Linked DNA regions of Homo sapiens: regions 1 and 3 are each linked to region 2. Evidence: chromatin contacts called from ENCODE Hi-C or POLR2A ChIA-PET data. All regions are on one chromosome and are shown on one strand. Each heading gives the region's core, a stretch centred on a gene start or an enhancer-like site at or near the end of the contact. The rest is flanking DNA. Distances are from core to core; before and after follow the strand shown. Region 1 holds the start of EPB41 (erythrocyte membrane protein band 4.1). Region 2 holds the start of MED18 (mediator complex subunit 18). Region 3 holds the start of FAM76A (family with sequence similarity 76 member A).

The links. A loop is a pair of places that touch in the nucleus more often than their neighbours do. ChIA-PET counts read pairs that join two places held with the same protein, here RNA polymerase II (POLR2A). Pooled maps may share reads with other maps.
Region 1: a pooled map shows a loop between it and region 2 (7-fold over the local background). The contact joins the promoter of EPB41 here to the promoter of MED18 in region 2. A Hi-C loop is called at or near these places in 1 of 37 single-sample maps with no recorded cell type and 6 of 50 pooled maps. POLR2A ChIA-PET finds 5 or more read pairs at or near these places in 4 of 52 experiments (B cell, CD4-positive, alpha-beta T cell, T-cell and 1 more).
Region 3: a pooled map shows a loop between it and region 2 (12-fold over the local background). The contact joins the promoter of FAM76A here to the promoter of MED18 in region 2. A Hi-C loop is called at or near these places in 1 of 37 single-sample maps with no recorded cell type and 7 of 50 pooled maps. POLR2A ChIA-PET finds 5 or more read pairs at or near these places in 4 of 52 experiments (CD4-positive, alpha-beta T cell, activated B cell, activated T-cell and 1 more).

What each region holds. Positions count from the first base shown.
Region 1 is chr1:28,913,144-28,916,461 of GRCh38, reverse strand. It overlaps EPB41 (erythrocyte membrane protein band 4.1), which reads right to left and starts at 1,893. Exons shown (of 21, transcript NM_001376013.1): 1 at 1,694-1,893. RefSeq lists an enhancer at 1,089-1,248 and a silencer at 1,469-2,128.
Region 2 is chr1:28,326,787-28,330,417 of GRCh38, reverse strand. MED18 (mediator complex subunit 18) reads right to left here and starts at 1,378. Exons shown (of 3, transcript NM_017638.3): 1 at 1,238-1,378. RefSeq lists enhancers at 329-836, 837-1,344.
Region 3 is chr1:27,724,015-27,727,398 of GRCh38, reverse strand. FAM76A (family with sequence similarity 76 member A) reads right to left here and starts at 1,438. Exons shown (of 9, transcript NM_152660.3): 1 at 1,238-1,438. The coding sequence starts at 1,318. RefSeq lists silencers at 914-1,613, 1,452-2,094.

The sequences.
Region 1 (3,318 bases), core at 644-3,143, 590 kb before region 2:
GTTTCACCATGCTGGCCAGGCTAGTCTCGAACTCCTGACCTCAAGTGATCCACCCGCCTTGGCCTCCCAAAGTGCTGGGATTACAGGCGTGAGCCACCGTGCCCGACATAGTTCACTTTTAATAGTGCCAAAGATATACTGTACTTGTTTCCCCAGGTGTATGAATAATATCTATATTTACCTTAATTATAAGCTTCTTATAGAAAGCACACTGAATTAACTACTTTGATTCTAAGGCAATCTGGTGTTCAGTTATTACATCTATTTTTGAATCTGCCATTTATTGAGTGCTTACTGTACGCCAGATAGCATGTACGCTACATGGATTATATTAATAACACCCCAAACCAAAAATTTTACAACTGGCGAAGAACTGATTACACTTTCAATTTACAGAAAAGGAAAATGAAGAGTACATCAAGTTTCCATAAAAAGTAGGGGTTAGTGCTACATTAACAAAACTGGGACGGGAAGAAACATATACGGGCTATATATCCTGCTTTTGATTAAAGGGATCAAACCAACTAAAATTTTTGCCAGGACTGAGAATACAGAAAACAACAATGAGCAACAGCATTGACTACAGTACATCCTCAAGAGAGTATAAATCCACTATAATAATATCCAAGACACAAGACACAACCATTTCTTGCAATTTTCCCTAAAAACAGAAGGGAAGAAAATAGCAGCTGTGAAATCACCCAGACTACAAAAAAAAAAAAAAAAAAAAGCATCTGAAAAAAAAAAAGGAAAAAGAAAAAACTATCTCCTAATGAACAACTACATGCCAAAAAACAAGTCTCCACAGACTAGTCATTTATGGCAGGGTACAGGGTACAGTTAAAGAAACAACAGGATGACAGTCGCTATCATGTGGCCAGAAACCAGTCCATCAGCAATCTGTTTCACGTGAGATCACTTTTTCTCAAGAGAATGCCTGTTCTTGGGGAGCATGACCTGTTTTGGCAAAACCTCCCCAGGAATAATGGCCTGCTGGTCAATCTCGGAGGGCGAGCCCAGACCCGGCCTCTCCACAGGTACAGCAGCCCAGCGAGCACGGAGGAAGATTTCCAAGCCGACAGATGCGCGAACTGAAAAAGGAGGTCACGACGCTGAGAGAATAGATTTAACCCTCTGCTCGCTGGGAACCCAGAAGACTAAGGGGGAACATGTTTTTCAATGATGCAGGCGTCGGTGGCGGGAAGGCCTGCGAAGTCTTGCCAGGGCTCCCTGCAGTCCTCAGATTCCGCCTGACTTCTGCAGACAGCCCAGCTCCCTCGCCAGGAAGAAATCGCTCCGCGGCTGCACGCAACACCTTCACCGTCTGAAACCTGCGATTCTCCGCATTTGGTTTCCTCCCGAGGCTCCTGCACACCGCACCGTGATTGACGCACCCGAGGGGACCGTCAAAAATACATCTCAAGCCTAACTTTCCAACACTCCCGCGACGCAACCCCTTCCCCTTTCCTCAGCGGCTCTGGCCCGCCCCTCGCTCCTCGGGCCGCGTCCCGGCTGGCGACTCGGCGTGCACACGAGGCTCCTCCGCGGGAGAGCCCGCGCCCCGGCCCGGGGCCTGTCGGGGGTTGCAGACAAAGAGGCTGCAGCGCCGCCGCGGCCGCCAGGACCGTCCCCACGGGGACAGCTCCACGCCCACCGCCCCGGCTCCCGCGCCGCCGCCGCCGCCTCGCCTCACCGGTGGCTCCGGGGCCGGGCTCCTGCGCCCGCCACTGCTGCAGCCCGACGAACAATGGCAGGAGGAGGCGCCGGCGTCCGAGGCTCGGGCCCTCTGCGGCTCGCGGGCCCGCCGGCTGCTGCTGGCTGACTGACTAAACGCACCAGCGGAGGGAGGGAGCGAGCGAGCGACCCTGGCGCGCGCCCTCCCGCCTTCCCTCTGCGAGGCGAGGCCAGCCCGGCCCGCAGCCCGCCCGCCGGCCCGCGCCCCTCCCCCTCAGTTCGCCACAACATTGTAGTAAATTTCTATTGGGCCGCGCCGGAGGGAAGGAGGGGGCCGGGCCCGCGGCCCGTCCGCCCATTGGCTGAGGCCAACTTCTAGCTCCCCTTGTTTCCCCCCTCCCCTAGGCCGGTAAGGAGAGGAGAGGGGAACGAAAAAGAGAGAGGAAAAGGCAAGGGGCTGGCCGCGTGTGCGCACGCGCAAGTCGAACCCGGTCTGGAGCCGGGGTGTTCCGGGATCCCGCAGCACCCACGTGGGGCATGAGGCAGCTAGAGCCCTGGACGGTGAGGCCCTTTCCTCCTTCCAAGTAAGAGGCCGAGATTTGGAAGCCTCAGGGAAGTAACTCGCGTAGAGGTTGTAGCCAGGCTACCCCAACTGACTCCCCCTAAACGCTTAGTGACCTCGGGTAAGTCACTCAGCTTCTCTGTACCTCAGTTTCCCCATCCACTAGTTTGACTGTCTCTAGGCGCCCTTCCAACCCTGACATTCGATGAGACTTTACCTCTCGTGCCAGCTGTGTAAGGCCTGAAATGGAAGCTAAGTGTTGAGACCACGCCAAGATTGAACCTGTCTTCTGCATTTAAGGATCTCCTAATTCCCCCCTGGCAATCTCAACATTATAAAGACCTAGCTTCCGAGGTCTGGTCTCCAGATGAACTGAGGGTTGCTCTGACAATTGCTTAGTGTGTCTTTATTTCCTTCCAGAAGTGTCAGAGACCCCTTGACCCTTCCTACTCCCTGCTAGGCTGGTCTGTGAACAGGCTTCGGACCCACAGTGCAGAAAGAAGGCTTTTGTTTTAAGCATGATACCTAGAAGGTAAGATAGGATCTGGTGTTCTATTTTAGAGATGAGGAAACTGAAGCAGAGAGACTTAAAACTGACAGGATAAGAAGCCAGGCCATCTGACAGCAGAGTCTGTAGATGCCAGCTAGACATTCCTGATATCTAATCACAGCCCCTTCACGATCCCAGCACAGCCTCTGGAAACAGATTGCCTGGGTTCAATTCTTAGTCTCCAGCCTTTTCTAATGGTTTGATTTTCATTTTTCTTTTATTTATTTATTTATTTATTTGAGACGGAGTCTCGCTCTGTCACCAGGCTGGAGTGCGGTGCCGGAATCTCGGCTCACTGCAACCTCTGCCTCCCGGGTTCAAGCGATTCTCCTGCCTCAGCCTCCCGAGTAGCTGGGACTACAGGCGTGTACCACCACGCCCAGCTAATTTTTGTATTTTTAGTAGAGACGGGGTTTCACCGTGTTAGTCTCGATCTCCTGACCTCGTGATCCGCCCTTCTCGGCCTCCCAAAGTGCTGGGATTACAGGCTTGAGCCACCGCGCCCGGCTGTGCCTCATTTTTCAACACCATA
Region 2 (3,631 bases), core at 129-2,628:
AGCATTACCTTCTAGTCTCAAGTTCTGAAACCTCCACATTACCTGTGCAATCTTGAGAAAGTCCTATCTATAACCCCTCACCCTGGGACTCAATGTCTTCCTTATAAAATGAGGCCAGTGATTTTTTTTTTTTTTTTTTTTTGAGACGGAGTTTCACTCTTGTCGCCCAGGCTGGAGTGCAATGGCGCAATCTCTGTTCACTGCAGCCTCTGCCTCCCAGGTTCAAGCGATTCTCCTGTCTCAGCCTCCCGAGTAGCTGGGATTACAGGCGCCCGCAACCAAGCCCAGCTAATTTTTTTTGTATTTTTAGTAGAGACGGGGTTTCGTCATGTTGGCCAGGTTGGCCTCGAACTCCTGGCCTCAGGTGATACTCAGGTGATCCGGCCTCCCAAAGTGCTGGCATTACAGGTGTGAGCCACCGTGCCCGGCCAAAGGCCAGTGATTTTTAACTCCCAAGGCTATGTGGCTCAAACGAGATAATAAAGAGGCAACAAAATTCAGAAGAACTGAAAAAGTGACTTAAGGGACCTTCGTTTTATAGATGAGGATATTGAGACTTGGAGAGGGACAGAAGGATACACACAGCAAGTTGGTAGCAGAGTTTGGACCAAACTAACATCTAGGCGTTCTATCTCTCTGAAAATGCCTTCCCCCGTACGCTTTTCTTTTTTGGTGACAGGATCTCGCTCTGTAGCCCAGGCTGCAGTGCAGTGGGGAGTTCCTAGCTCACTATAACCTCGAACTCCTGGGCTCAAGCCGAGTAGCTGGGACTACTACAGGCGGGAGACCACACTGCGGCTAGCCTAAAAATGCCTTTTAAAGAGAGCCAAGGCCGGGCGCGGTGGCTCACGCCTGTAATCTCAGTACTTTGGGAGGCCGAGGCCGGCGGATCAACTGGAGGTTGGGAGTTCGAGACCAGCCTGACCAACATGAAGAAACCCCGACTCTACTAAAAATACAAAAAATTAGCCAGGCCTGGTGGCGAGCGCCTGTAATCCCAGCTCCTCAGGAGGCTGAGGCAGGAGAATCGCTTGAACCCGGAAGGCGAGGTTGCGGTGAGCCGAGATCGCGCCATTGCACTCCAGCCTGGGCAACAAGAGCGAAACTCCGTCTCAAAAAAAAAAAAAAAAAAAAAAAGAGAGAGAGAGCCAAGGGGAAGTTATTTTAAGATGATGGTATATAGGTCCTTCTAAGCCGGCATCCATAACACGTATCCAATTAAACACTAGAAGCACACCTCCTTGAGGCTGTAGTGTCTTCTCGAGAAGCCGGGAATTATATCCACCCGCGCACCTAGGAGCTTTTGAGCGACGATTAGATACCAGCACTCCGGTTACCCGAGCCCGGGAAGCCCCCAGATCGGTGCAACCAGCCAACTTCCTCCTCTTCTCACTTCCGGTCGGAAGCCGACGTCTCACAAACCTCGAAACTGCCGTTCCCAAACGTATGGGTGCCGAGAAGGCCGAAGAGCTTCATTGCGGACAGACAATCAGAGGCGCATGCGCAAAATTCCGGGCTGCTGTATGAAAGATGGCGGCCTCCTTTGGCGCTTTCCTCCGGGCGCTACCTGGATCCTTGACGTCATAGGCCATGCTCTAGGAAAATCTTTTTAGGTTTGACAACCTGGAGATGTATTTGTGTAGAAAGTCTCTTGGAACTGATAGGACTTACAGAGATTATAGTGGGTTTCAAAAGAAAAAAGAACTGAGGGGTTGGGCGCGGTGGCTCACGCCTGTAACCCCAGCACTTTGGGAGGCCGAGGCAGGCGGATCACTTGAGGTCAGGAGTTCGAGACCAGCCTGGCCAAGATGGTAAAACTCCGTCTCCATTAAAAATACAAAAATTAGCCGGGCATGGTGACGCGCGCCTGTAATCCCAGCTACTAGGGAGGCTGAGGTGGGAGAATCGCTTGAACGCGGGAGGCGGAAGTTGCAGCGAACCGAGATCGCGCCACTGCATTGTAGCCTGGGCTACAGAGAGAGACTCTGTCTCAAAAAAAAAAAAGAGTCTGGAAAAGGAGTAGGTCCAGATCCAGGAGTACTCTGCAGTGCCATACCAAAGAATACATGTGAGCTTTAAAAGAACCCTGGCTACAACATGGAGAAAAGTTTGGGAAAGGAGAGAGCCTAGAGAAAAAAGACCAGGCCGGACACGGTGGCTCAGGCCTGTAATCCCAGCACTTTGGGAGGCCAAGGCGGGCAGATGGCTTGAGTTCAGGAATTCAAGACCAGCCTGAACAACATGGTGAAACCCTGTGTCTACAAAAAATACAAAAAATTAGCTGAACGTAGTGGCTCGCACCTGCAGTCCCAGCTACTTGGGAGGCTGAGGTGGGAGGATTGCTTGAGTCCAGGAGGCAGAGGTTGCAGTGAGCTGAGATAGCGCCACTGCACTCCAGCCTGTGCAACAGAGGGAGATCCTGTCTGGAAAAAAATTAAAGAAAAACGACCAGTTAGGCGCTTTGGTACAACTCCAGCTGAGAAACAAATGTCAGAAAAAGATTTTAAAAATGTAAAAAGAGGACAGGCGCGGTGGCTCACGCCTGTAATCCCAGCACTTTGGGAGGCCGAGGGGGGTGGATCACGAGGTCAGGAGATCGAGACCATCCTGGCTAACGGTGAAACCCTGTCTCTACTAAAAATACAGAAAATTAGCTGGGCGTAGTGGCGGGCGCCTGTAGTCCCAGCTACTTGGGAGGCTGAGTCAGGAGAATGGTGTGAACCTGGGAGACAGAGCTGGCAGTGAGCCGAGATCGCACCACTGCACTTTAGCCTGGGCGACAGAGCAAGACTCCGGCTCAAAAAAAAAAGTAAAAAGAGGAAATTAGCCGGGTGTGGTGGCACACGCCTGTAGTCCCAGCTACTCAGGTGGCTCAGGTGGTCAAGAGACCAAAATTGCTTGAACCCAGGAGGCAGAGGTTGTAGTGAGCTGAAATTGCACCACTGCTCTCCAGCCTGGGCTACAGAGCAAGACTCTGTCCTCTATATATATATGGAAAATAATTCTTTAATGACTAACCAGAGGTAAAGACAGAGATGAAGGAGTCACAGATGTCTTGGGTGGCTATCGTAGCACTTTTTTTCTCTAAGCTAGGAAACACAGAGCAGTGTGGGTGAGACAGGAAAGATGAGTTCATATGTAGACCCACTGAGCATCAGGTGTCTGTGGGACACCCAAATGGCAAAGTTCAGGGGAGAGAAATGGGCTACAGATAGAGATTTCAAAACCATAGCCTCATAGATGGTAGCTAAAAGCCATGACATTGAATGAGATCATCGTGAAAGAGTGTACTAAGTAGGAAAAGAAGATTGACAAGGATTGCGTATGCCCTAGGGTTTAGGATGTGCCTCCTGATCAACCTGGTGATTCACAAGATTGGGCAGAGTGACCAGCTCTCAAGTGCTGTAATGATTAGAGGAGGCTGTGAACTTCTTTGGCCTCTCTTTTCCTATACAGACACTAATTGCAGCATAGAAAGTCCAGTGAATTACAGGTCATTTGAGGCACCATAGGGTTTACCCAGATTTTAGCTGGTATTTTAAAGAAGGGTAAATTTTTTTAAAAAGGTAGGGGAGATAGACAGAAAATGGGTAAACAATATGATAATACCTGAAGGAGGCCTGGAGATTAC
Region 3 (3,384 bases), core at 189-2,688, 600 kb after region 2:
GGTACTATTTCTAGCATAGCTACTATGCTTGAGTGAGTCACTTAAACTTTCTGGGCCTTATTTTTCTCCTCTGTAATACTGGCATCACTTCCCTACTGTTGATGTGGGAGTTAAGTAAGAACTTATATGGATTATATGGAACTAGCCATAAATTGTAAAACAAACATATATATGAACAAGTCCCAGACTGGGAATCAGAAGCCCTGAATTCCAGGCCTGGTTCTTCTGCCACTGTGTGATTTTGCGGTTTACTTGTGAAATGAAAGTGCTGGATTAAAATTATTATTTATATATACATAACTTCCTTAAAATCATATATACATATTTTGAGGCCAAAAAGGGCACTCAAGCACTTGCATTCCCCCAGACCTGGTATATAAAAACTGGCAAATGGAAAGTCATGACCATCTGAGGCAAAAGTGACAATTATGAGTTATCCAAATCAGAGACACAAACTGGATTATTGGATAACCTCAACATTATTCTTCAGCCAGTTTGGTGACTTTTTAACTGTTGCCTCACAGCACCTCTAGTCACTTAAAAAGTAAAAGTGGGATAAAGCAACTTAAAAGAAAAAGAGAAGTTGGACCTTCAGGAGCAAAAACTGATCAGCAGCTAGTCAGGGAAGACCGAAGACCACCAACTGGATGCTGAGAAGTGATCCCTCGGATCTGTGAGCCTGACTGTGGGGCTTTTTTAAAACATAAAGCCTTGCTGCCTCCGATTCTGAGACTGGCCGAAAAGTGAGATGCTTAAAAAAAAAAAAAAAATCAAGCCTTGCTACCTCCGATTCTGAAACTGGTCGAAAAGTGCCCGTGAGGAGCCCGAGTTCGACACATTCCTCCAAGGCAGCACCCAACTTTGGAGTTCAGTCCCAGGAGGGGCAGGAGGTCCCCACCAGGGAGACCGCGGCGGCGGGGGAGGCAGCGCAAAGGGATCCCGAAGGCGACCAGTCAGGGCAAGCAGGGGACCCGCTGTCCCTCCCCCGACCTCACGGGGTCCGAGAACAATCCCCACGGTTGCTAAGCACCCGGACACGCCGGCCGCGGGAGCCTGGACCGGGTCCCGGCTCCCGCACGTGCCCCGCCGGCCCCCAGCGGGGTGGGTGCGGCTCCTCAGCCTGGCGGGCCTGCCACACCCTGCTCCGGGGACCCCGCCGGGCGTCCCCACAGAATCTGGAGCTCCGGGCCGCGCCTCCTGCGTCCCCAGTTCCCGGCCGCCGCCCCAGCCCGCGCACCTTGCACAGCTGCTGCCCCTGAGACAGCGCCTCGAAGGGGAAGCGCTGGTGGCACTTGGTGCAGGCGTAGAGCGCCGCCATGTCCGGCCCGGGCCGCGCTCACCGACCCGCCGGCCCGGCCCGCCGATTTATCTGACAGTCTGAGGCACAACCCGGCGGCGGCTGCAGGCTGCTGGCTGCGGCAGGCGGGCGGGCGCAGGCGGGTCGGGGCGGACCCGGGCGGGCTGGGGCGGGCACGGCGACTCTAGACGCCCGCTCACTGGTGGGCTTTGACGTCGATCAAGTGGGAAGGGGCGGAACACGGAGCTTTCGCCCACTCTGATTCGGTCTGGCCTGGAGTACGCCACTGTGACGCTCCAGGCCGCGATTATGTAAAGCGCAGTCACGCGGGGGCGCCACCTGGAGGGGACAGGCTCCCGGCCGGGACCTCGGAAGAGCTTAGGCTCCGCCCTACTTGCTCAGCGTTCCCGCCCTCGCTCCGCCTCTCCACGGCCTCAGGCGCATCTGCGCTTCTCGCGATACCTTCGGGGATTTGTGATGTTTTGGTTTCCATGGAGCTGCCCTCTGGGAGCACGAGGGGTACAATTGGAACGAAGGCGGCGCACAGTTAACTGGAACTCTGCAGCCGTCCAAGCCCAAAGAAGGTGGGGAGCTTGGGAAAGAAGTTCCTCATAATCGGAGCAGGAGGAGCCCGCCCAGCCTCGCTCAAAGGAGGAGACGAGACTCTGAGGGACAATTTAGAAGTGTGTCCTCAATTTAAGACACCTAAATAGGGAACTGTGGGGCTGTGGGCCTTAGGAGAGAAAAGGAGAGCCCCAGAGAGAGCACCCCTATGCTGCGGAAGAGGGACTAAAGAGATGGCAGTCCTTCCAGGAGGGATTGGACAGATATTCAGGCGTCCGGTGGCCTGCAGGCCCCCATCAGAGTGGGCTGCAATTGGCCCAGACCTGCTTCCTACTTTGTTTTCTCCGGTTTCACCCCCAGCTTCTCTCGCAAGCAACCACCTGGTGATTCCTGACGAGGCCTGACTTCCGGAAGGCAAGCCACGCCCTCCGGGCTCCCCTGCCTCTCTTTGGCTCCAGCTTGGCATGTATAGGAGCTGCCCAAGGAATGACAGACTTCTTGTTCTTGAGGTGTTGGCAAAGCTTCCTGCACTGCTGACCTATCCAAGTCCTGCCTTGTAGCTGCTCTTGGGCATAGGTTACTCTTGGCTCTGCCAACCACCCGTACAGGACTAATTGCAGTTTTACCTCAACGTGCGCTTTTTACAATTAAAAACTGACTTAATGGCTTCTATTTCCCTGCCTCAACAAAAAAAATTTACTCTCTCTGAACCCAAATCTGGCTGCTTCCTTGTAGGATCCCCCAAAGATGTGCATTAATCATTAGGATCAGAAAGCAAAGTTTCCAAATCACTGTTCCACAACTAACTACATGACCTTGGATCTATCACTGAACTTCTCACGGCCTCGTTTTTCTCAATTGTACAATGAGGTCATTGTGAGAATCAAAACCAGTACATGAGTCGGGGCGGGATGGCTCACAACTGTAATCCCAGCACTTTGGGAGGCTGAGGCCAGAGGATCACTTGAGCCTTGGGATTTAAGACCAGCCTGGGTCGGCCGGACGCGGTGGCTCACGCCTGTAATCCCAGCACTTTGGGAGGCCGAGGCGGGTGAATCACCCGAGGATCACCTGAGGTCAGGAGTTCCAGACCAGCCTGACCAACAAGGTCAAACCCTGTCTCTACTAAAATACAAAAATTACCCGGGCGTGGTGGCAGGCGCCTGTAGTCCCAGCTACTCGGGAGGCTGAGACAAGAGAATTGCTTGAACCTGGGAGGCAGAGGTTGCAGTGAGCCAAGATCATGCCACTGAATTCCAGCCTGGACTACGGGGCAAGACTCCGTCTCAAAAAAAAAAAAAAAAAGACCAGCCTGTGCAACACAGTGGGACCCCATTTCTACAAAAAAACTTTTTTAAAAATTAGCCGGGTGTGGTGGCACGAGCCTGTGGTTCCAGCTACTCAGGCGGCTGAGGCGGGAGGATCCCTTGAGCCTGGACAGTCGAGGCTGCCCTGAGCCATGATTATGCCACTGCACTCCAGCCTAGGTGACAGAGTGAGACCCTGTCTCAAAATATATATGC